Regions from separate parts of the Mus musculus genome. Here regions 2, 3, 4 and 5 are each linked to region 1. Evidence: chromatin loops called from intact Hi-C (ENCODE). Cell type or tissue: heart. All regions are shown on one strand. Links, peaks and the distances in the headings refer to the core of each region. The heading gives the core; the rest is flanking DNA.

Region 1 (4,686 bases), core at 322-4,321:
TTTTGAGACAGGGTCTCACTGTGTAGCCCTAACTGGTCTTGAACTTGTTATGTAGACCAGGCTGGCTTTGAACTCACAAAAACTCTGCTTGTTTCTGCCTCCCAAGTGCTGGAGCTAAAGGTGCACACTTCTGAATGTTTTCAATGCAGATCTTGTTGCATCTATGGAGATGGAATCTATGGCTTGACAGGTAGAATGGACTGGGAAAGAGAGGGTGTGTGTGTGGAGGGCACAACATCAAAGAGAGGTGGCTGGGTAAGGTGCAGGAAGCAGAGATCCAGAATTCAGAATTCAAGCAGAGTCCCTGTGAAGAGGGGAAGAGAAATCCAGGCTGGTGTGAGGAGCTTACTGGGTGAGGAGCTTGCCCCTGTGTTCTCAGACATATGGAAGAGCAAAGCGAACATCTTCAGCTCAGATGTCCGTGATGCCCCGAAAGGTGCATGCACATTATACAAAGACTCAGCATGCCCATAAAAGACATTTTCAATATCTATGTATGTGCATGTGTGCATGCTTGCAAACACCACGGCGCAGGCTCAGAATACACAGGAGAGCTTCTAGGTGTTAGTTTTCTCCTTCCACCATGTGGGTCCTGAAATCTTACTTAGATTAGCAGGCTTGGCAGCAAGTGTTTTCATCAACAGACCCATCTGGCCTCCCACTCCTCATTTTTCTTTCTTTTTTGAGGCAAGTCTCAATAGCTCAGGCTGGCTTCAGACATGCTAGATAGCTGAGGATAACTGTGAACTCCCGATCAACCTGCTTCTGCTTGGCTGGTGTTTGGATCACAGGTACTCACTACCGTTCAGGGTTTACGTAGTGTTAGGACTGAGCCCAGATCTCATGCCTGCTCTCACAGTATTATTGATCTTTATGTGTGGTTTTGTGTGGTCGCCTCATCTGAGAAGCAAGCATCTTTAATGAGGCATTGTGGGATTTCCTTTCACCTATACTGTGTTCCTGTTCTTGTGACAATACCAGCAGCAAAGAGTAAGTGCAAAATTAATATATTAATTTAACCAGGCCAGAGTGATGGCTTGGCCAGTAAAGACATTTGCCACCAAGGCTGACAGGCTGAGTTTGATTGCTTTAACCCACATGGATTGTAGAAGGAGAGAGAGAACTGACTCAAACAGTTGTCTTCTGACTCTCATATGCTTGCAATATATATATACTAATATAACTATCTACACCAGGTATAGCGGCCCATTACTGTAATCCTAGAACATGGAAATTCAGAGCAGGAAGATTGTCATACATTTGAGGTCAGTCTGGTCTATATAACAAGATCCTATCTCAGCAACAAGAATGGACTTATCTTTGTTAATCATTCATAATCTTTGAGTGTGAGGGACAGATAAATGGCTTAATCATGAATGAATAAAAAGAAGAACAAATAGCAATCACATTGCTGGTTCTTTGGGCCAGCTTGAGATTTCTGCCTGGGATGACAGAGACCAACACAGACCTGTACTCTCCCTGCCTTTCTGCAGAGGCCTTGTCTGGTGATGCATTTTAATTACATAAAAGTCTAAGGGCTGGAGTGTCAGGCTCTGTCTCCTTCTGATCTCTCATCTGGCCATATCTGTTTCTATGGAAACCACAGCAGACTGAGAAGAGAAGGTGGCTGCCACAAGACCAGGGAGAGGGGCAGAACCTGGAGTATTATAGGCTCTGGACTCAGGCTTATAGACACACAGGTGTATGTGTGGTGTGTGTGTGTGTGTGTGTGTGTGTGTGTGCGTATGTGTGTGTGGTGAAGTGGGTGTGATGTGTATGTGGGTATGTGTGTATGGGGGTATGTGTGTGTCTGTGGTGTGTGGTGTGGTATGTGTGGTGTGTGTGTGTATGGTGTGTGATATGTGTGTAGTGTGTGTGTATGTGGTGTGGTGTGTGTAGTGTGTGTGGTGTGTGGTATGTGTATGGTATGTGTGTGTGGTATATGGTGTGTGTGTGGGTGTGTGGTGTATGGTGTGTGTGGGAGGGTGTGTGTGTGTGGTGTGGTGTGTGTGTGTAGTATATGGTATGTATGTGGGGTGTGTATGTGTGGTATATGGTATGTGGTGTGTGTGGTGTGTGTGTGTGTGTGTGATGTGGTGTATGTGTGTGTGTTTGGTGTATGGTGTGTGTGTGTGTGTGTGTGTGTGTGTGTGTGTGTGTGTGTGTGTGCACATAGGCTCAAAGTGCCAACCTGGATTCACAGTGGAGATTCTGCAAAGGTTTAAGAGTACTGAAGCAAGTGTCCATTGACCAGAGGCTTGTGTCCCTCAGAACTTCTCATCTATTATGTAGAAAAGTCTCGAGGTCAGTGAGGCACTGGACGCGCCCAAATAAAGATGTCTAGCACATGGCTGCAGCCTAGCTGATTATGGTAGCCTCTAACCTGTCCTCATCCAGACTCACCATGGAAGTTGCTACTTGCTAAATATGTGGATCCCGTGGATCCCGGGTTACACCTCAGTAACATGTGCCTGGGGCCAGCAAGAGGGCTCAGCACATCAAGGCACTTGCCACCAAGCCTGATAGCCCGAGTTCAATCCCCAGATTGGAAGAAGAGAACCAATTCCTGCAAGTTGTCCCTTGAGTTCCACATGTATATTATGTGTGAACACACACACACACACACACACACACACACACACACACACGGCACATAGTAGGTCTTCCATATAGATAGCCTTGATGGAAAGGAAAAAAGGAAAGGGATGGAGGAAGAGAAAAGATTGGTGCTGCGGAGCCGCAGTGGGCTGGTGGCTTCCTATGAGCTTTAAGTTGTTACACTGTGGAGCAAGCTGCCAGTAGAGGGCACCCGCGATCATTCTTCAGTCTGCAAACTGGAAAGGAATGGATGGACAGAGACAGAAGCAAAGAACTTTATGGCTGAAGATTGTGTCCTTTTCCCGTGGAAGAGGAGAGGGGGACAGCCACGGGATCTAATCGTTTGTGTGTTGTGTCTTGTTTTCTTGGGGAGACCGTAGTAAAGGTCCACACACTCGCAGACTTCAGTGTAAACCTCTTTCCCCTCTGCCCAGGTCCTCCAGCATCCTGACTCCCAGCTGTCTGCTGTTTACAAGGGAGGCTTGGGGTACCATACGATGTCTGTGGGCCTCCAGAGTCACTCAGTGTCAACCGCAGCCAGAGCCACCTTGCTTTGACATAAGTCTGAACTGCTTGTTGTCAACTGGGGCTTCCTTCCACACTCAGGGTAAAATCCAAGCTGCTAAGAGGGGGCAGAGGGGAAAGAGGTTTACACTGAGGCCTTGGGTATGCCTCTAAATCCTGCCTTTATCAAACTACAGGCTCCGTTTCCAGCTTCTCAGCCTCCCCCCCAACTCTGGGGTTATTAAGATCAATCTGAGTGTTCCAGAATCTCACATACTGAAGACTCAATGCCTGTGCCTCCGAATGCTTTTGGAAAAGGGATATTGATCGATTGATTGATTGATTGATTTATATGAAAATGTTGGAGCCCATATGTGCCTTGGTGCACATTTGAAAGTCAGAGGACAGTTTGAGGGAGTCGGTTCTTTTCTTCCACAATGTGGGTTCTGGAGATCAAACTCAGGTGGACAGGCTTGGTGGCAAGTGCCTTTCTTTTTGGCCCATATTTATTCTCAAGACAGGGTCTTGTTATGTAGCCTGGTGTGGCTTTGACATCACAGCAATTCTCTGGTTTCAAGCTCCTGAGAGCTAGAATGACAGGCACGGCCACCATCGGTGTCACGCGCAGCTATAAACAGCCATCCTTTTATTTTTGCTATGCAGGAGACAGAGCCTAGGGCCTCCCTCACTGGTGGATTCCAGACATTCTGTGTCTCCAACCCTGGAGACAGGGTCTTTAACACAAACAAACATACACTTATTTATTTATTTATTTATGTGTCCCTGCGTGTGTGTTGCTTCGTGAATGACGCTGTAAATGTGGAGGTCAGAGGTCGGCTTACAGGAGTTAGTTCTCTCCTAACATATGGGTCCTGGGTCACTGAACTTGGGACATCAAACTTGGCACAAGGGGCTTTGTCTGCTGAGCTATCTTGGCAGCCCCGAGATAGAGTTGTAATAGATGTGATTAAGGCAAAATGAGAGGGGCTGGCCATCCATGTTTATAGCAAGGTTATTCACAAATAGCCAAATTACAAGAGTAATTTAGATGCCCATCAACCGACGAAAGGATAAAGAGAATGTAATAGGCAGCAGCATGTTCCCCCCCTACCCCCCCAGTGGTGCATTATTCAGGCATAAAGCATAAAATTATGTCATTTTCAGGAAAATCGATGGAGATCATTACGTTAAACAAAGAAGCCCCACTCAGAAAGACAAGTATTACGCGTTCTGTCTCAGACGCAGAACCTAAATCTTATCATATCTACAACGTGAGAACAAACAGGACAATGGAGGAAAGAAAGAGGCCACCAGGAGCAGTGAGAAAGGACGGGGACCGTGCAGAGGATCACGAGAAGCACACAATGACCCGTATATGGAAATGCTGTGCTGAAACCTGTTGCTTTTTTTGTCTTGTTATGTTGAGGCAGGGTTTCTCAGTAGGTAAGCTGCCTTGAAACTCACTCTGCAGACCAGGCTGGCCCCGAACTTAGAGGTCCACCTGCCTCTGCCTCCCGAGTGCTGGGACTAAAAGTGTGCGCCACCACCAATTGGCTGATACCTTTTTTTTTTTTTTTTTTTTGA
Region 2 (4,686 bases), core at 469-4,468, 190 kb after region 1:
TGGATTTACTGGAATTCAAATCTGTTCTGCAGAGTACATTCTTAGTCATAAGAAAAGATGCTCCGTAAATACCCCTGTAATTAGTCTTTCACACACCTGTGCTTATTCCCTTAAATTTCTTGGCAGTGAAATGGTTCCATCAATAGTACATTAACAAACTTTTAATAATTCATCGATTTTACTGCCAGGGAAGAAATACCATTTATCTGCCAAGGAAATTCATGGGCACAGAGAATAAAGCCAAAATCATCTTTCTGTAGTCTGTTCTCCCCTCCCCCATTCCTTTTCCTAGAGGTAACCAGTTAAAAATTTTTTTTTTGCAAATTGTTCCAGAAGCTTTGCCCACATTTGTATATTTTTTAACAAAGAAATAAATGAGAGAGAAAGAAAGAGAGAAAGAAAAAAAAAACCACTTACCATTTCGTTTCTACAAACTTCGGCAACGGGTTTTATTTCATTGGGATCTATTCCGATCCAGGTCCTTTATGGCAGCGATACCTCCGTTATTTTTCCTGGTGACATAGGAATGTCTTCTATCAGAGGCAGGCTTGGTAATCTACCTGCTTGCTCTCCTCGCAATTTCTTGCTATTCTATGCAGTGGATTCACGCAATGATGGTTGACCACATGCGATTCAGCGCGCTGCCATAAACCGCCTTCACCCGGTATCTCAGGTTGGCGTTTCGCTATGCAGACAGTCAGGTCAAGATTCTTCCAGCCATTTGCATTGTCCTGTGACTTGCGGTCTCTTTTGCCCCCTTTTTTGCTTTGCTTTTGTCCTTCCCTTGTTGGTTTCCAATAGCTCTTCGTTTATTAAGGAAATTAGCTTAGTGCTTGGGTGTTGCAGGCAGAAAAGTCCTTTCTTCCACCTTTATCGTTCGTGGTTAGACCTCAACGTATGTGTTTCTGTCTCGATTTTTCATGGTTTTTCTTTTTTCCCGATTTTAGACAAATATATGCTTGTCGTTTTTCCCTCTCTCTCTTCTCAGGTTTTGCATTGGGGCATCATTAGTAGGTATTTCTGATTCACCCCGATTTCTTTTGGGGGGGCTGCATCCCTTCACACCCACATCCCATCCCCCTTTTCCAGACTCTGCTTGGGGGCCCCTAACACTGACTCCGTTGACGTCAACTCCGTGCCTTGGCGCCAAGCTGTTGCCTTGACAACAGCAGTCTGATTGGCAGGGTGTGGGAGGCGTGGTGAGGGCCCAAAGCGGGGAATGGGGTCTTGGATTGGTTAGAGAGGAAGCTCCGCCTCTGCAGAGGACCCTGACAAGGAGGTGTCCCGCAGCCCTTGCTGCAGACGCTGGGGAGTCAGGAGTCGCGGGAGGACGAGCATCGGAGGAGAAGCGGAGAGATGTCCACCCTGGGCTGGTGGCGCCGCCGGGCGCCCGGTTCAGTGTGGGTGCACTAGACTGCCGACCCTGGTCGGGGTGTGTGCGTAGAGTGCTGTGCTCCGGGAGGTGAGTCAGCCGGCCACCTGGCTGCTCTGCAGCATGCACCCTCTTAGATACCGTCTGCAGAGTTCAGATGGTGTTTGGGGTGCGTTGCCGCGGGCCAGGGGCGGCAGACCATATCACGGCTCCCAAGGGTAACTGACAAGGCTGCAGACTGCGCCTTCGGGAAGGGGGAATCACCACGGAGCGGCCGTGTTGCCGCAGGGATGCCATTTAGGTGACAGGGATTTAAAGAGGTATTCTATAGGTCCAGGCCTCGGAGCCTCAGGGTCCCGCGATCTTAGGGTCTTAGGGCTTTAGGTGTGAACCACCCAGAATCCCGGGAGAATCCAGGCTCCCTGTCTCATCTGCGTGGCCAGCCACGCAGATGATGCAGAAGTCCTGTTACAAGACCACCACAGTGGACATCAGAGTGCCGTCTCTGAGCAACCTCTTCTGTGGTTTCATTTTCTTTGCTCAGCAAAGTCTAAGGGCTATGCGGTTAACCCGATCGCCAGGTCGTCTGGCTGGCAGGGTCTTCGCAATCTAGCCATCTACCGCTAAGCGCGGCACTGTTCTTGGGGGCGGGTCTTGTTTTGCCGCAGTGGCGGTGGGCGGGGCTGAGGGCAGCTTAGGGGCGGGACTAAAGCAGAAGCTGTGAGATACTTTTCGGCTCCACCCAGTTGGCGCCATCTTGGAGGGTGGAGACAGGTTTGCTGCACAGGCTTATCCTGATTGGCTGCCTATGGTGGGGGCGGGGCCATGGCGGACTCAGCAGGCCCAGCCCGCTTGGCGCCATCTTGAAATGACCGCGGATTTGCCGCGCAGGCGCCGCTTTAGCATCAGATAAAGAGACTAAAAGGCCGAAGTGGCTTGAGTCTATGGGGTGCTAGCTCCTCTGGCTCTTCCTTTGCTAGTTGGCAGTAAAGATGCACCCCAGTTGTCGGCTTATCTGACTGGCCGAGTGGCCTAGACCCTCACTCAGTCTTAGTTTGCCGCACGAATGCTGCCATCTCGCGGCCTTCCATTTAAAGGATGGAACGGCAGGCTCAAACAATCCATTTTTCTGTGGCTAGATTTTGGTTGCAGAGCCTCAAATTGACATCAAGTGACGGGTCTTTTGACCCTGGACTGTATCTGGCTCCATTTATGAGGAGCACTGTGGGGTTTATGAAGAGTTAAAAAGTGTCGCCCGGTTGTCTGGAGGGAGAGGCTATCGTCCTGAGTGACTGACAGACAACAGGACCTTGTTCACCTTTGCTGGTTATACCCGCGCCACAGACAGAAACTGTAATAGGTGCCATCATGAGTGACAGCCCAGATGGCTGCAGGAGGTGGGCTTTAGGGAGGGGTTATTATTCTGAATGACAAGGCCTCATAGCTCCGCCCATCCTGGCGCCATCTTTCCTGGCCAAGGGCGGGGCTTCGATGCTCTGCAGGTATCTTGAATGACAGCTGGACGGGCATGCTGCATAGAGGCGGGCTATAAGGAGGGGCTTTATAATCCTGAGTCACCACAAAGCCCCACCTACCCTGACGCCATCTTTGCTGGCTGATGGTGAAGAAGGGAGTGGCAGGGCGGGGCTATGAAGAGTGGCTGCTGATATAGTGAGGCACAATCTTGAATGACAGCCCATCCGGCTTCAGGGGGTGGGCCTGAGGGTGGGGCTCAGGCCTTGATTGACGTGGCCACACAGCTTTATGGGCCTGTGAAGTTCTCAGCGGGTGTCATCTTGAGTGACAGCTGGATGTGTTTGCGGCAAGAGGCGGGTCAGGAGGAGGGGCTCTCTGGTCTTGAGTGCTCACAGAGCCCCGCCCAATTTGGCGCCATCTTTGCCAGCAATAGCTGGCCGCGCTAACCTTTATGGTGCAGACGCCATCTTGAATGACAGGCTGGCTGGGGGTGGGATCTGAGGGAGGAGCTTTCTTGTCATGATTGATTGGAAACCAGTTCCACCCACCTTGGCGTCATCTGTTTGCCATACATGGTGTGTCTGAAGTGATCACTGAAGGTGCCATTTTGATTGACAGCTGGACTGGCTGGCTGCAAGAGGCAGGCTAGAGAGAGGATTTATGGTCCTGAGTGCTAAGCTGTCTTGCAAGGGGCAAGCCCTAGGAAGGGGTTATTATCCTGACTGATGGTACAACTCACCCCTGTCTATCCTTAGCGTCACCACTGTTGGCCATGGGGAGGCGGTGTCTGAAGTAAGGGTGTCATCTTGAATGACTGCAGGACTGGCCGGCTGAAAGAAGCTAGCCAAAGGGGTGTGGTCTCTCTCATTCAGAATGAGCAGGGAGCTCTGCCCACCTGACGCCATCTTTGCTGACGTTTCTGGTGCAGTAGCCATCTTGAATGACAGCTTGTTTTGCTGCAGAAGGAGGGCCAGAGGGCGGAGCTCTGATCTGGACTACAGAACCCTGCCCACCTGGGCGCCATCTTTACTTGTCATGGTTGGGGGTTGTTGTCTAGTGTTTTTTTGCACTGCTGTCACCTTGAGTAATAGCTGGAGTGGCCACTAGAGGCAGGCAAGAGGGAAGGAAAGAATCTCTGGTCCAAGGGACGATACAGCCCTGTTCACCATGGCATTATTTTTTATGTCTCTGTCATTTATGGCGCATGAGCAATCTTGAATGACAGCTGGGTTGGCTGCAGGGGCAGGGCCGAGGGAGGAGCTCTTTCTGAGTGACTGGGCCACAGAAGTCCGCCGGCCCTGTCGCTATCTTTGTTGGTCACAAGGGGGCGTCTGGTATTCATTCCGCCAGTGTCATTTTGAATGACAAGTGGGCTTGCTGCAGGAGGCGGCCCGAAGGAGGGGCTCTCTGGTACTGACTGCAGTACCCTCCTCCCTCTGGCGCCATCTTTGTTGGCCACAAGGGGGCATCTGGTATTATCTGTGCAGGTGTCATCTTGAATGACAACAGGACCTCGCTTCAGGATTCGATTCCTGATTGAACTGGTCCTCCACCTTCATTGGCGCCATCTTTGTTGGCCACAAGGGGGTGTCTGAATTTTTCACTGTGGATGTGTCACCTGCAGGCAGCAGGTCTGAAGAAGAGGCTGGCTTTTTATTAGTGACAGTTACAGAGCCCTGTTTCATCTTGGTAGTGGGACCTTAGGTGTTTTATCTTAGGTACTGGCAGATGTCAGGGGCTACAGTGCCTCCATCTTACATCCACACATAGGTGACTGGAGCCAATATTTTCATACGGGGGCACCAGAAGGGACTCACCCAATTGCCCAGCTCAGAATC
Region 3 (4,686 bases), core at 430-4,429, 110 kb after region 1:
ATAAATGAAAACACCATTGGACAAAACAGATAAAGTAAGAATTATTAGAATTGAAAAGATAAAGGCATAGGAAATGAAAACAACTACAGAAGACATTTTCTTTTAAACGATAAGAACCAAGATCCATCCAAATAGGAAATTAAATTCGTGAGAAACATGGAAACCAGAAGAAAAAAGAAAAGCCAAACCCCAGAAAGTCACTGAGGCTTACGGAAGGAAGCCAGCCCTTCCTCATTTGGATGGACTTGCTGATTTTGATAGGGACTGTGAGCTCTGGTTGGGACCTGCTGAGATTAGCAGTAGTACATTTGGAACTCTGGACAAAGACTAGCTCTTCTCTAGGTTTGTTTTTTTCCACAAGTGTGACTTTTAATAATATTTACAAAAAACACAATACCAGGGTGATGAGCGATGATAAGGAATAGGCTTCTCTGAGAGCCACACTAATCTTTATTACATTCTATTTATTTACTTTTGTGCATACCTCTCTTTGGGTGCCTTGCCACCTCGTGCAAGTCAAAATCTGAAGACAACTTGTGGGAGCCAGTTCTCTTCTTAAACCATGTGGGTCCTAGGGACCCAACTTCAGTATTGTCAGCATTTTTAACTGCTGAGTTACTCAATGTCCCCAGCCTAATTTTTCCAAACACCAAAGTTTGCATATCACTGGGTATTTTGTTTTGTTTTGTTTTTTCGGCAAATAGTTCTCAACCCCACCAGTTCTAAAATTGGGTAAATATCTTGAGAGCCCTCCAACAACAGAAAGACCTGTAGAACATGGACATCTGCATATACCCAGAGGATGCATTATTTAAATAAAAGTTTACTGGGCCAGACAAAAGAGATTATTTATTCTTGAAACACACACACACACACACACACACACACAAAACACACACACACTGAGAGAGAGAGAGAGAGAGAGAGAGAGAGAAAGAGAGAGAGAGAGAGAGAGAGAATAGTTTCATAGAGACATTATACTTACCGAATTAGAATGTCCTGTGAGTATGTTTGACTCAAATGAGTATTTGTAAATAATTCTTTAAGATACTTGGGGAAATATTTACAAAAACAAAGTGACGAATCCAATGATCCAAGCCTAGGCCTAAAGACTGCTTATGTTTTTCTCATCAACACAGAATTTCACAGATTGGGGACTGGAGAGATGTATTAGCAGTTCAGGGCACTGTCTACTGTCTGATCTTTCCAAGTACCCAGGTTCAGTTCTCAAAACCCATTTGGTGGCAAAGAACTATCTATAACTCCTGGCCTCCAAAGCCATTAGGGATCTGTGTAGTATGCATACATACAAGCAGGTGAAGCACTCATACCCATAAAATAAAACAAATCAATCATTTAACAATTAAAAAATTATTAGGTGCTTGTCAGGCTTATTTTTTTCATAACCAGATAACTTAAGGACCTTTTTATAAAAGCTCGTGTTGCTAGCCTGGCTCAGTGGATTTAGGGGGCTTGCCTTCAAGACTGACAGTCTGAGTTTGATCCCTAGGGCCCAGATTTCATAAGAAATAAAAAAGGTTGCTATGTGTTGTCCTCTGTATACCACATGTATGCCATAACACACATTAATGTATTAATACAATAAAAATTTTTTAATTATCAAAAAGCAAAATCATTTATTTGCGACATCATTCAAAAACTAAGGTAAATCTGGGGTGACTGTATCCCACAAAATCATCGTCAGGCAACGTGTGTCCCACAGATCATCCATTTGAGGGTGAAAAGTCTCAACGGCCCCTGAGCACATTGACAGATGTTCAGACCGTCCCAGTTGGCATTCTCATTCCTTCCCTGGGGCACAGCAAAAGCTGCTTCCACCCATCTGAGGGGGCTGACAAACTCTCCATATTGAAACACTTTCATAGGTGGAGTATTTCAGTTTTTAAAAGTTGTGGTAAGATACTCGAAACCTAAAACTTAGCATCTTGAAGTCCCACTCCTAACTGAGGAGCTATTGGCAATGACAGTTGCTGAGGGTAGGAAATTCAGTTTTCTTCAGGGGTACAGGACATGAAAACCAGCTTGCCCCGAGGCTCTCCTGTCTGGAATTACAGGTAGGCCACCATGTCCATCCAGTTTTCATGTGGGGTTTGGGGATCCTTACCCTGGTCCTCACACTTGCATATCCAGCTCTTTACCCATGGAGTCATCTCTCCAGCCTTTATAGTTGTAGCCCAAGCTGGCCTCAAACTCACATACCTCCTGCTTCTACCTCTGCAGTATGTCCTACCTGTATACACCCACACAAGCAGCTGGACCTCTTAGTGATTGTTTTGAAAGTTCATAAGGCTCAGTTTGCTGGATGAGGGCAGCTTGTGGCATGGCAATCTGCAGGAATCTAGTGTCTACTCTTTGGATTTCTGCTAGTTGCTGAAGAATGAGCTCCTCTGTCACTCAGCTGAGTTCTACCCTCTTGCCATAGCCAGGTAGATGTGACAGTTACTTGGTAGTTTCCTTCTTTCTTTCTTCCTTTCTTCCTTTCTTGCTTGCTTCCTTCCTTCCTTCATTTCTTTTCTTTTCTTTTTCTTTTTTTCTTTTTTTTGGTTGTTGTTTTGGTTGGGATTTTTGTATCTTTTTTCTCCTCCTCTCCTCCTCCTCTTCTTCCTCCTCCTCTTCCTCCTCCTCCTCCTCCTCCTCTTCCTCTTTGTCTTCCTCTTCCTCCTCTTTCTCCTCTTCCTCATCTTCCTTCTCCTCTTCCTCTCTTTTTTGCCTACACATTTTTACCTATACAATCTGGAATATCCCAATCTTAGATGCTTTCTGCCACTGCTTCCTCCTGTGCCCATGCCAGTGTCAGGTCTCATGAAGATGGATAAGGTGCCCCTGTGCAGCAAGTGTCTGTTCCTGACAAAAGCAGAGGCCAAGTGAGGGATCAAGAGACAACGGGTTAGGGGGTGTCATTACACCCTCCCCATATTTTCCTGACTCCCTTTTGATGTCATATTAAAAACTTCAAGTCCTCCAACAACAACTCACTGATTGGAAAAAAAAAATCTCTCTCTAAAAAGAAAAAAAAGAAAAAAGAAGAAAAGAAAAATCTCTTTACCCCCATGAGGAAAGTGTCATTTAGACAAGTTCATTCTCCTGCAGGCAGAGGTAGAAATTGAGTGAGAAGAATGAATGACTGAAGGTGGGGGCTTTGGTGAACAACTAGGATAAGAGATATTCGCTGTCAGCCAGACGATGGTTTAGCAACATGTGGTGCTTCATTTGAATCAGGAACCAGTTTTGGAGTCCTCATCCATCCCCTAACTTTAGTGAGCTTTCCAGGAGTGCTCTACTAGGCTCCACTTAGATGTATGGGCTCATGCTCTCTGAGTTATCAGTGTTTTCCTGCTAATTCTCATCAGATGAGAAAGGACTAAGTGTGAAGTTCTCGGGTCTCTATTGTCATTGGGTAGTCTCCCTCCACGTGGTCACTCAATCCTGCATTCGATGCTCTCATCTTTCCCCATCCCCAACCTCTCTCTAGCCTATGTGCGTACTAAAACATCAAGGGCTGGAAGGAAGCTGGGATGGGGATCGATCGTTCAGCAGGCTTGAGGTTTCCCTTGGAAGGAGGAAGAGTTCTGTGGAGATTGCCACTGAATCGAAACATTTTAAGACTGAGGGAGATAAGGAAACTTCCAAGGCTCAGGAGTCTTATATAACTTACAAGACTCAGAAAGCACAGGAAGTTAGAAGCACCACAAGGCCCTGTCCTATGTTTATGTAAGGCAGGAAATGATTGCTGTGAGAGAGGAGACTCTTTAGTGGCACTGCCTGCAAATCATGCAGGGAGCTCCCAGGATACAGGTTTCATGGGTAATAGCCTGTGTTGTGTGGCCTTTTCAGGGATGCAGCTGCCTAGGTCATCCTTGCTCCTATAAGTTATACCCCAAATTCACTGCTTTACCAACATAGACTGGTGAAATATTTTTTTTTAATCTTTAATGCCCTTTAAGGCGTGAATAGATGTTCATATGTGTTTCTTTGATGGGAAAAATCATACAGCCAAGGTAATGAACTTAATTGAGACAAATGTGATGTTGTACAACACATTTATTTGTTGTTTTGTTTTGTTTTGTTTTGACTGACAGGCATGGAGTCTTCATTCTGTAGGAAAAGTAAGTTCTAAGGTGCTACTGTACACCATGGTGGTGATAATCAGTAATGAGTTATGTTTATACTTGAAAATTGGTGAACACCTTTAATCCCAACACTCAGAGACAGAGGCTGGCAGCTCTCTGAGATCAAAGCCAGTCTGGTAGTCTACAAAGCGAGTTCCAGGACAGCCAGAGCTACACAGAGAACAAAATAACCCTATCGCAAAAAAAAAAAAAAAAAAAAAGACAGCAACAACAGAAAATTGCTGAAAGTTCTTAAAAAAAAAATGATGGATGCATAATGGATAGGTAAGCCAATCTGACTGAGAAGATACTCACACAAAGAATATATGTAATTTGAACATCATGTTGCGCACTGTAATTGTATATAGTTTTCTGGTTATGATAAATTAAAAATAGTCAAAGTTTAGGCTATGTGAGTTTCAAAAATGGGTGTTCCTATGTTTTCTCTTTAGAGGAATTTGGGGTAGCAGCTATATTGGACTCTGTGGCATTTCCCTGGAAGCTAGATCTGTGCAGGTTTATAAACTGTTTGACTCTGCAGCCTGGAATGGCTTTT
Region 4 (4,686 bases), core at 370-4,369, 260 kb after region 1:
CTTGTGAGAAAGAACCTATGGTTGGAGGCTGACTTTGAAGAGTCGTGGCTAAATGGCCTTTTTGTCCCATCATTGTCTTGTGCACCCAGGGCTTTCCATTTCCCTCCCCCCAGGCTGCCTCTGGTCCACATCCTCCCGAAACCCAAGATCTTGGGCTGTATCTTGGATTACTCCCCAGAACAGCGTCAACCCAGCTCTTCCTCTATCTCAGCCCTACCCTGCCTCTCACTGTCCCTCCTCATGTATACCTCCTCCTTTAAGCAGTTAAAAATGTGTATTGCTCTTACATAGGACCTGAGTTCAATTCCCAGCATCCATACCAGGCAACATACAACCTTCTGTACTTCCAGTTCCTGGGAGAATGATGCCTCTGGCTTTGTGGGGCACCTGCATACCCACATACGTGCATAACTTTTTAAAAGGCAGTGTTCTTTTAAAATCAACACTACCAAAGAATCTAGACTTGATATGTTCAGTATAAATATACTGATTTTTTTCTTATCTTTTTTATTTTAGGGCAAGAATGAACTTTTTTCTTTAGATTTATTGATTTTGTGTATATGAGTGCCCGCTCTGCATGTACACATACATGCCAGAAGAGAGCATCAGATCACACTATAGAAAGCTATGAGCCACCATGTGGTTCCTGGGGATTGAACTCAGGACCTCTGAATGAGCAGACAGTGCTCTTAAGCACTAACCCTTCAGCCCCAAAAGTGAACTTTTAATGAATGGCTAAATGTCCAGTGCAAGAGGATCTAAAATATGGGGACTGCAAGTTCATCCTTTTCCAGTATCAGTCTCAGGAATTCAGGTTACTAGGTTAGAACTAGGGGGCTTTCAACACTAAGGAAACAAAGCCCCTAGTCCTTTGAATAAAAATAATTCCAACCACAAACAAAATATATTAAGTACACACTATGTATATACCAAGAGAACAATATATATTAGATTACATATATACCCAGAGGAGGGAAAATCTGGGATCATAGCTATTTCTAGCAGGAGGGCTGGGGCATGGACAGAAAAGAGCATGTGGCTAGATTCAGGCACGCCTCACCTTTGACACAGAAAAAAAAAACAAAAAAATTAAGCTGCTCATTGAGCCCACCTTCTCTCTCCATGATGGTGATAAGTTGACCATGCTCCGCTAAATAAATGGCCACACACCTGAGAGAATATGGGCAGTACACATTGGACTTGATTGATTTACAAAACAAAACACAGGTGGGTAAAGAAAGGGGTTGGGTCTGGGAGAATTTAGAGAAGAAGGATCAATATGATCCCAGGATATTATAGAAAGTTCTGAAAGAGCTATTAAAGAGTGATGGGAAAGAGGGCACTAATACAAACCATGTATTCCTGTAGGTGGTTTGTGTTATTAATTCATTTGACTCTGTTAAGTAGCAGCTTTGCAAGAGGCACTACTGCCTTTGTTTTTTTGACACAAGATTGAATAAATAGCCTGTGCTTATGATTCCAGAATTTTTTTTAATTAATTAATCTTACTTACACAATTCACATCCTAACTGCCCCAACCCCTGCCCTTCACCTCTGAGCCTGTGAGGTTCCCCCTGCCACCCCTCCCCCCACCAGGTATCCCCACTGCTAGCACTTCAAGTCTCTGCAAGGCTAGGCCCTTCCTCTCCCACTGAAGCCAGACAAGGCAGCCCAGCTAGAAGAACATATCCGACATACAGGCAACAGCTTTTGGGATAGCCCCGCTCTCGTTGTTCAGGACCCATATGAAGACCAAGCTGCACATCTGCTCCATATGTGCAGGGAGGCCTAGGTCCAGCCCATCTGTGTTCTTTGGTTGGTGGTTGATGATTCACCAATCAAAGCTCCGCAAGAGTCCAGGTTAGTTGACTAATTGGTCTTCCTGTAGAGGTCCTATCCCTTTAGGGACTGCAGCTTTCCTAGATTCCATTTTTTTTTTTTTAAAGAATTTTGTTATGTGGCTGAAGCTGGCCTTGAAATCACTGCAATCCTCCTGCTTCACATTGTGAGTCCTGGGTTTACAGGTGCCACCAAACAGCATTTCAACATTTTTTACCTGGCCATCAGGCTCTAGACCTGCAGAGGCTACACTTCTGGTTTGCATTATTCTCTCTTGTCCTCTTTTCAATTTTTTTATTTGTTCTCAGAGAATTTCATACAATGAGTTTTGCTCATACTATCCCGTGTCCCCAACTCTTCCCAAATTCACCCCCTTTCCCTTAGTCACAAGTCTCTCTTTTTAAAAGCTAGACCACCTGCCACGGGTTTTATTCTATACATGGTGTTACAGTGCCTCATGTGGACACTCAGGGTATTGTCCTAGAAGTTAAAAGTTTAGCTTAGCTATACACAGAGCTGAGCTGAAGTTAGAAGGGAATGGGGAAAAATTGCATAGAGTCTGAGAAAGAAACAGGAAATTACTGAAAAGATCACCTGGAAAAGACCTCCATAAAAGATGATTGTAAGTTCAGGCTTTTGGGGTAAGGTGATCCTGTCATCTTACAAATTAGTGATTGAAAATGTAGGAAGGGGTCCTTAAAGGCTGCCTTTCAAAAACAAAAAGCAAACAAAAACAAAGACCTACGGCAGTGTATGTCAGTAACATTTAATCCTCACAAGTATGTAGCTTGGTCTTCATGTGGTTCCTGTAAACTTCTGATTTGCTATTTAGAAGTTGAAGCTACCTGAATTTTAGTGTGTGTGTGTGTGTGTGTGTGTGTGTACACATCTGAATAAATATAGTGTATCACATGTATGCAGAGGTCAGAAAATATATTGGATCCCCTAGAAGTGGAATTATAGATGATTTCAAGCTGCCATGTGGGTGCTGGGAGCAGAACCCGGGTCCTCCTGTGAGAGCATTAAGCTCACTTAAAGGGCTGAGCCATCTCTCCAGGCCCCTCCCTGGTGAACTTGATTGACAGGTAAGAAAGCACTGATGCAGAGAACTCCTGCTTTACTTAGAAACCTGTGGGAAGCCCACGGAGAGGTTTAGAATGGGAAATGACTGGAGCTCGACTTTGCTGAGAACAGAAGTGGTCTCCATGATCGTTTGCTTTGCCAAGGGAAGCCCAGGGATACTGCTGGCTTCAAAGTAGGACAGGGTGATACGCGGGCGACAGGCTGTGGCCAGAGAGGACTCAGTGTGGTGGTTATATTTCTTCTCTAGGCTCAGGACCCTGCGCTTTCAGGATACAGGGAAACCTGTGGCCAGCAGAATCAGGATGCAAAGATGTTCTGCCATCTTCTGGACAGCAAGTGAGTTAAGCTGTCTTTTGTCATGGCTCTTGGATCTTTTCTGATTCCTAGATCTTCCCTGTTAATGCGCCCCACCCCCACTTGTCTAAGGCTGTCTTCACTTTTACGAGTTGCGCTCATACTGAATGCTTCCCTTCTTGTCTCCCTGCCCTGATTTGTTCAACATCCCATTTTAATCAGAACAAGATTTGAAAAGTCTGGAATTTTTCTATTTTTATTTTTTGTTTGGGAGTGCGCTGTCTTCAGGCACACCAAAAGAGTGCATCATATTCCATTGCAGATGGTTATGAGCCACCATGTGGTTGCTGGGAATTGAACTCAGGACCTCCGGAAAAGCAGTCAGTGCTCTTGACTTCTGAGTCATCTCTCCAGCCTTCCCACCCCTCTTTTTTACCCTCTTTTATGAGAGACTGAAGACATAAAGACCTGGTCAGCTGTGGGGATTGAGGGGGTGGGGTAGGGGTGGGGGGTAGGCCACACCCACCCCTAGGGTGTGAGTCTGGCAATTCAGTGGCTGCCTGAAGTGAGAGACATTGTTTCAACTTAAGCTCTTTCCCGGTTTTGGGGGTTTTGTTTTTTTAAATCGCTTAGGGGTATTCTCTGGTGTTTTAGGAGCTGGTGACCTTTAAGCGCTGGATTGGAGGAGGAGGAGTTAGCTTACTGCAGAACAACGTGTACTTTAAGAGAATTCACCAGAACCTGGTCTCCCTAGGTAAGTGTGTATTCTCCTTACAGCCCAGTTACTGACATAGGTCAGTTTTCAGTGTCTTTGTTAGGATGGTTCACCATCTCAGTGAGCCTCAGCTTGGGCCAGAGGCAGTAGTTCATGTTATTCATTTGTTTTGTACGTTTTACTTTTATTTTATGTGTATGAGTGTTTTGCCTGCAAGTCTGTGCACGGTGTTCATTTAGCGCTCCTGGAAGCCAGAGGAGGGCATTGGATTCCCTGAAACTGGAATCACAGATAGTTGTGAGCTGTCACGCAGGTGTTGGGAATTTACCCCAGATCCTCTGCAAGAGCCACAAGCATGCTTAACTGCTGAGGTATTTTTTCCAGCAACCTCATTTAATTTTTCCATTATATCTGTTTTTTTTTTAATTATAACATAATATCATATTTACTCTGCTTCTCCAACCCTTCCCATGTACCCCCACTGCTGTCTATCAAATTCATGGTCTCTAGTTCTCTAGTCGCTGTTACATGTGTAGCTTACTGCAGAACAACGTGTACTTTAAGAGAATTCACTGTATATATTCTTAATATACATACATATTCCTTATATATATGAATATAACCTATCCAGTCTATACACTGTTATATGTATAAGGTTTCAGGGCTGACCAATTGGTATAACCAGTCAGTATGCTCTTCCCTGGGGAAGACTATTTCTCTGTGTCTTGGCATTCCTTAGTTGCCTGTGGTTCTTT
Region 5 (4,686 bases), core at 460-4,459, 330 kb after region 1:
ATTTCACAGGAAACTTTCTTCTAGAATTATTCCTGTTATAGAAGAATTTATCTTTAGGAACTATTTGGTTACAGTTCTTTAGGGAATAACTTGATCTTTCACAGACACAGCAATGGACATTGTGAACATTTATTTCTGTGTCTGCAGTTGTTTTAATCCATCATAAAGAGGTACAAATCTTGTTCTTAATGGTCTAATTAATTTTTTGCATTTACTGTTAGCATTTTCAAAAGCTAAAGATTCAATTAAAAATTCTCTAATAGTTGGAGCTGTGGTCAGTCTTTGTAAAAGGTTCGTTTGAACCCTGGGTTATCTTTGTAAATGATTCAGTTCCTCTCTGTTGTTCAGCCTTGTCCTATGTATTTGAGGCCATAGCTCATTATTGCTTGCTTGCTTGTCTGTCTGTCCGTCCTCCCTCCCTCCCTCCCCCTCCCTCCCCCCCTCTCTCTCCTGTGCCCAATGATCCCATTCAAGCTTGTTTTTTTTCCTTTTTTAAAATTTATTTTTTTATACTCCATATTTTATTCCCACCCCCACCCCCGTCCACCCTACTGTTCCACATCCCACACCTCCTCTCCACCCCTTCTCCATGTGGATGTCCCCATCCCCACCCCTCCTGACCTCTAAACTCCCTGGGGCTTCCAGTCTCTTGAGGGTTAGGTGCATCATCTCTGAATGAACCCAGACTCGGAAGTCCTCTACTGTATGTGTGTGGTGAACTCTTATCAGCTGCTGTAAGCTGCCTGTTTCGTGGTCCAGTGTATGAGAGATCTCGGGGGTCCAGATTAATTGAGACTGCTGGTCCTTCTATAGGATCACCCTTCTCCTCAGCTTCTTTCAGCCTTCTGTAATTCAACAACAGGGGTCAGCTGCTTCTGTCCATTGGTTGGGTGTAAATATCTGCATCTGACTCTTTCAGCTGCTTGTTGGGTCTTAAACCTTTTAAAATCCTGAGCCTCTATAGGTTGCCATTCAAATGTGTGGTAACCATATGGATTTCCTTCATTTCCTTCCAAGTTCCTTCTCAAGGCTGGGAAATCATTTTAGGGTTTTGTTCTGGCCTTACTTTCTCACTCTGTCTTATAACTACTTCAAGTTTACTCATATTTTTTTTGTAAATTTTCTTCCAAGACTTGTCTCCAGTTTTTATTATTTTTATTTTCTTGTATCTTTATTATCTTAATCTCCCCCTAAATTTTGCTTATACATGTCTCTAAAATTCCCTGTAATGTTTGTTTCCCTATCTTTACTATTTTAGTATCCTCCTCAGTTTTGTTTACAAATGTCTCTAATTTTCCTTTAATGTTCTAACATTGCCTTCACTCTCTCTTATAAAAATTTTTAATCCTTTTTCTAAGACTTTGGTTTTTGATAAGATGTAGCAAACTGAAACATTAGTAGGATAAGAGTGAAACTTAACAATGTAATAATTATATTTAGCAAGGTGTTGATTTCCTGTAAAAATGTATTTATTAAATCTGTTTTTCCTTTCTCAGCCCCTGCTCCTGGCATGACAACTCTGAGACTGTTTATAATTAAAAATACCTAGGCCATAGGCTTTGGCTCATTTCCTGACTAGCTCGTAAGTTATTTAACCTACTCAAACTATTCTGTGTCTGTCACTTGATTAGTTATCTCTCCTTCAGTCCTGGCCTGCATCCTTGCGTTTTCCTCGGTGGCTCCCTGAGTTCAGCTACCTGCTATGTCCGTCTCCCTATCCGTTTCCTGGAATCTCCTCCCACGTGGCTCCCTGCATCCTCTTTTATTCTCTCCCTATTTCCTAGAATCCTCTCTCTTTCTGACAGTGTCCCACCTCACATTTCCTGCCTCAGCTCATTGGCCATCAGCTTTTTTATTGACAGGTGATATTCATAACAGATTCTCTTTACGATTTTCTCTAGACTTTTCCATCCATTCTGAGCCGTTTTAAATGAGCACTACATAAGCACCCAAAAAGTCTTTATTATGTTTGTCATCTTTATGCTCATCTCCATTGCTCTCTGAAATTATCTACTTCAACCCCCTATTACCTGATCCCAAGTTTCCTGTGTCTTTGTCTCCCTCTTGTGTTCGATTTAGGATACTGTAGTGGTATCTGATTCTCTTAGAGGTTGATTGCAGAAAAAACTCAGCTTCTGAGCCTCTGCTGTTTTCCATTTCCTATGTGTGACCTGTTATGGCTTTTCCTCAATTGGAAAATTGGCCCAAACCCTATCCCATGCCCGTGTGTGGCTGACTCAAGGCATGGATGCTGACTGCAGCCCACTGCATGTGCACTTGATTTCAGGATTCAGTTGACACCGTGCAGGTGGCTGGGAGAATGGGGTTTGGCTGTCCACTTAGATGTGGGGACACAGATAAGTGAGCATGAGGGGGCGAGAGCACAGGAATTCAAGCATGGGCAGAGATGCCCCCTGTGCCTGTGAGAAATGCGTTGCGAAGTCAGCTCCTCCCCTGTTTCAGCTGCTCATCCTCAGCTGCAGAGGCTGCATTTCTGGCAATAATGGCCCCCAAACCAATTAGTCTCAGTCCTGTGCCCAAGCAGCCCCCAACTTTCTTGGGTTACAGCTTGGGCCTCTACTCAGCTCAATTTACTTAGGGTGTGCAGCTACACCCCCTTTTTAAAAATCATTTTATTCATTTACCTTTCAGATGATATCCCCCTTCCCAGTTACCCCTCCACAAACCCCCATCCTATCCCTCCTCTCCTCCCTCCCCTTGCCTCTATGAGGGTGCTCCTCTAGCCATTCACCTGCCTCACTGCTTTAGCTGTCCCCTGTGCTGGGGCACCGAACCTCCACAGGACCAAGGACCACCCCTCCCACTGATGTCAAATAAGACCCTCCTCTGTTATATATGTATCTGGAGCTATGGATTTCTCCATGTGTACTCTTTGGTTGGTGGTTTAGTTCTGGGTGGCCCAGTTAGTTAATATTTTTCTTCCTATGGGGTTGCAGTTCCCTTCAGCTTCTTCATTCCTTCCCCTAGTACTTCCATTGTGGTCTCCAGGCTCAGTCCAATGGTTGTCTGAGTATCTGCATCTGTATTGGTCAGGTGCTGGAAGAACCTCACAGAGAACAGCCATACCAAGCTGCTGAAAGCAAGCTCTTTGTGGCATCAGCAATAGTTTAGGGGGTTGGTGTCTGAAGATGGGATAGATAGATCCCTAGGTGGGGTGGTCTCTCCTTCAGTCTGTGCTCCACTTTTTTTTTTGTCCCTGTCTTTCCATTGTATTGTCAGCTCTTTGCCGGCAGGTAGCTTCGAGGAGAGAAGCCCAGACCTGTCAGGTCTCTCCAGGGCTGAGCAGGATGGTGAGAGTTGGACACCGGAGAAGAACCACATGTGGCAGCAATTTGTTTATATAAACAGGGCAAAGAGGTGGGGATAGAAATATGGGGTGAGATGACGAGGTGTGTGGGGTGATCTCACAGGGCTTATCAGGAATTTATACATCCGTGGTAGCTAGTCAGAAGCAGTCTCATTCAGGTCTATAGGTCATTCTGGAGTAGAAGCGAATGACAGGTCTCGAAAATCAAGCCAGGCTCAGGTTTGTCCTCAAGGCCAAATAGGGCCCATCATTGAATAGGAACATTTCTGGGTTAAAACTTTTGAGATGGAGGGTGCCCCCATCCCTCAACTGGGGCTGTGCCTATCTACTGCAGGTGGTCTATGTAGGTTGTATCTCCCCTTTGTTGGGTATTTTGGCTAAAGTCATCACTGTTGGGTCCTGGGAGCCTCTCACTTCCTGGAGTCTGGGACTTTTCTAGTGGCTACCCCCAGTTCACATCCCCCACTGCTACATGTTTCTATTCAATTTCCTAACCCTCTCTACTTCTCTCCTGTCCCTTCCAATACCTGCCCCTGATTTTTTCACTCCCCCTCCTCCCTGCCTCCCACATCCCTCCCTCCTTCTACCTCCTGTGATTGTTTTCTTCCAGGTTCTATGTAGGATTTTAGCAACTACACTTTAGTCTTCCTTCTTACGCTCCATATGGTTTATATGTTGTATTGTGGGTGGTCTGATATTTTTAACTAAAATCCACTTATTAGTGAGTACATACCATGTGTGCGCTCTTGTGTCTGGGTTTCCTCAATCAGGATAATTTATAGTTTCATCCATTTGCCTGCAAATTTCACGAAGTCATTGTTTTTAATAGCTGAGTAGTACTCCATTGTGTAAATGTATCCATTCCTCTGTTGAGGGGCATCTGGGTTCTTTCCAGCTTCTGGCTATAATAATAAGGCTGCTATAAACGTACTGGAGCATGTGTGCTTGTTATATGTTGGAGCGTCTTTTGAGTATATGCCCAGTAGTAGTACAGATGGGTCTTCAGATGGAACAATTTTCTCAGGAACTGTCAGATTGGTTTCCTGAGTGGTTCCTTATTACAAGTTGGATCATCTTCTGGGTTTATGCCAAGGAGTGGTATTGCTGGATCTTCTGATAGTGCTATATCCAATTTTCTGAGGAACCGCCAAACTGATTTCCAGAGTGGTTGTACCAGCTTGCAATCCTACCAGCAGTGGAGGAGTGTTCCTCTTTCTCCACATCCTTGACAGCATCTGCTGTTACCTGAGGATAACTCCTATTTCTTATCATTTGTTATAGCTGAATAAATAGTGAAGTCAATTCAGAATCATCTTGAATAAGTTCAGCAGTCTCTATGTATAAAACAACCCTTCCTG

Evidence for each region. A loop is a pair of places that touch in the nucleus more often than their neighbours do. Peaks named below come from ENCODE experiments on the same cell type or tissue, not always from the same donor. Only the 100,000 strongest peaks of a DNase experiment are listed, where the experiment ranks them.
Region 2: it touches region 1 in a loop (5-fold over the local background); 18 of 42 quality-filtered maps call a loop at or near these places.
Region 3: it touches region 1 in a loop (2.1-fold over the local background); 2 of 42 quality-filtered maps call a loop at or near these places.
Region 4: it touches region 1 in a loop (11-fold over the local background); 15 of 42 quality-filtered maps call a loop at or near these places.
Region 5: a loop joins it to region 1, with 5 times the contacts of the local background. A loop is called at or near these places in 5 of 42 quality-filtered maps.

What each region holds. Positions count from the first base shown.
Region 1 is chr7:6,916,582-6,921,267 of GRCm38, reverse strand. All of the region lies in intron 2 of Usp29 (ubiquitin specific peptidase 29), which reads right to left. Among named protein-coding and RNA genes, the nearest start is that of Zim3, 58 kb to the left of the region's middle. In heart, for the core only: a CTCF peak has its summit at 2,802 (motif pointing right); a DNase peak (open chromatin) is centred at 2,817; H3K27ac peaks cover 1,969 bases.
Region 2 is chr7:6,727,034-6,731,719 of GRCm38, reverse strand. Peg3 (paternally expressed 3) reads left to right here and starts at 1,301. Exons shown (of 9, transcript NM_008817.2): 1 at 1,301-1,462. It overlaps Usp29 (ubiquitin specific peptidase 29), which reads right to left and starts at 1,137. Exons shown (of 8, transcript NM_001360502.1): 1 at 418-1,137. In heart, for the core only: CTCF peaks have their summits at 2,461 (motif pointing left), 4,032 and 4,234; DNase peaks (open chromatin) are centred at 1,239, 2,169, 3,089, 3,839 and 1 weaker place; H3K4me3 peaks cover 4,000 bases; H3K27ac peaks cover 3,443 bases.
Region 3 is chr7:6,802,449-6,807,134 of GRCm38, reverse strand. All of the region lies in intron 2 of Usp29 (ubiquitin specific peptidase 29), which reads right to left. It overlaps Mir3099 (microRNA 3099), which reads right to left and starts at 3,548; the gene lies at 3,465-3,548. In heart, for the core only: no CTCF peak of the experiment used is centred there; no DNase peak of the experiment used is centred there.
Region 4 is chr7:6,657,431-6,662,116 of GRCm38, reverse strand. It overlaps Zim2 (zinc finger, imprinted 2), which reads left to right. Exons shown (of 5, transcript NR_131759.1): 2 at 3,170-3,258; 3 at 3,871-3,970. Among named protein-coding and RNA genes, the nearest start is that of Zim2, 2.6 kb to the left of the region's middle. In heart, for the core only: a CTCF peak has its summit at 2,294; no DNase peak of the experiment used is centred there.
Region 5 is chr7:6,583,935-6,588,620 of GRCm38, reverse strand. No RefSeq gene overlaps it. Among named protein-coding and RNA genes, the nearest start is that of Olfr1350, 16 kb to the right of the region's middle. In heart, for the core only: a CTCF peak has its summit at 2,078 (motif pointing left); no DNase peak of the experiment used is centred there.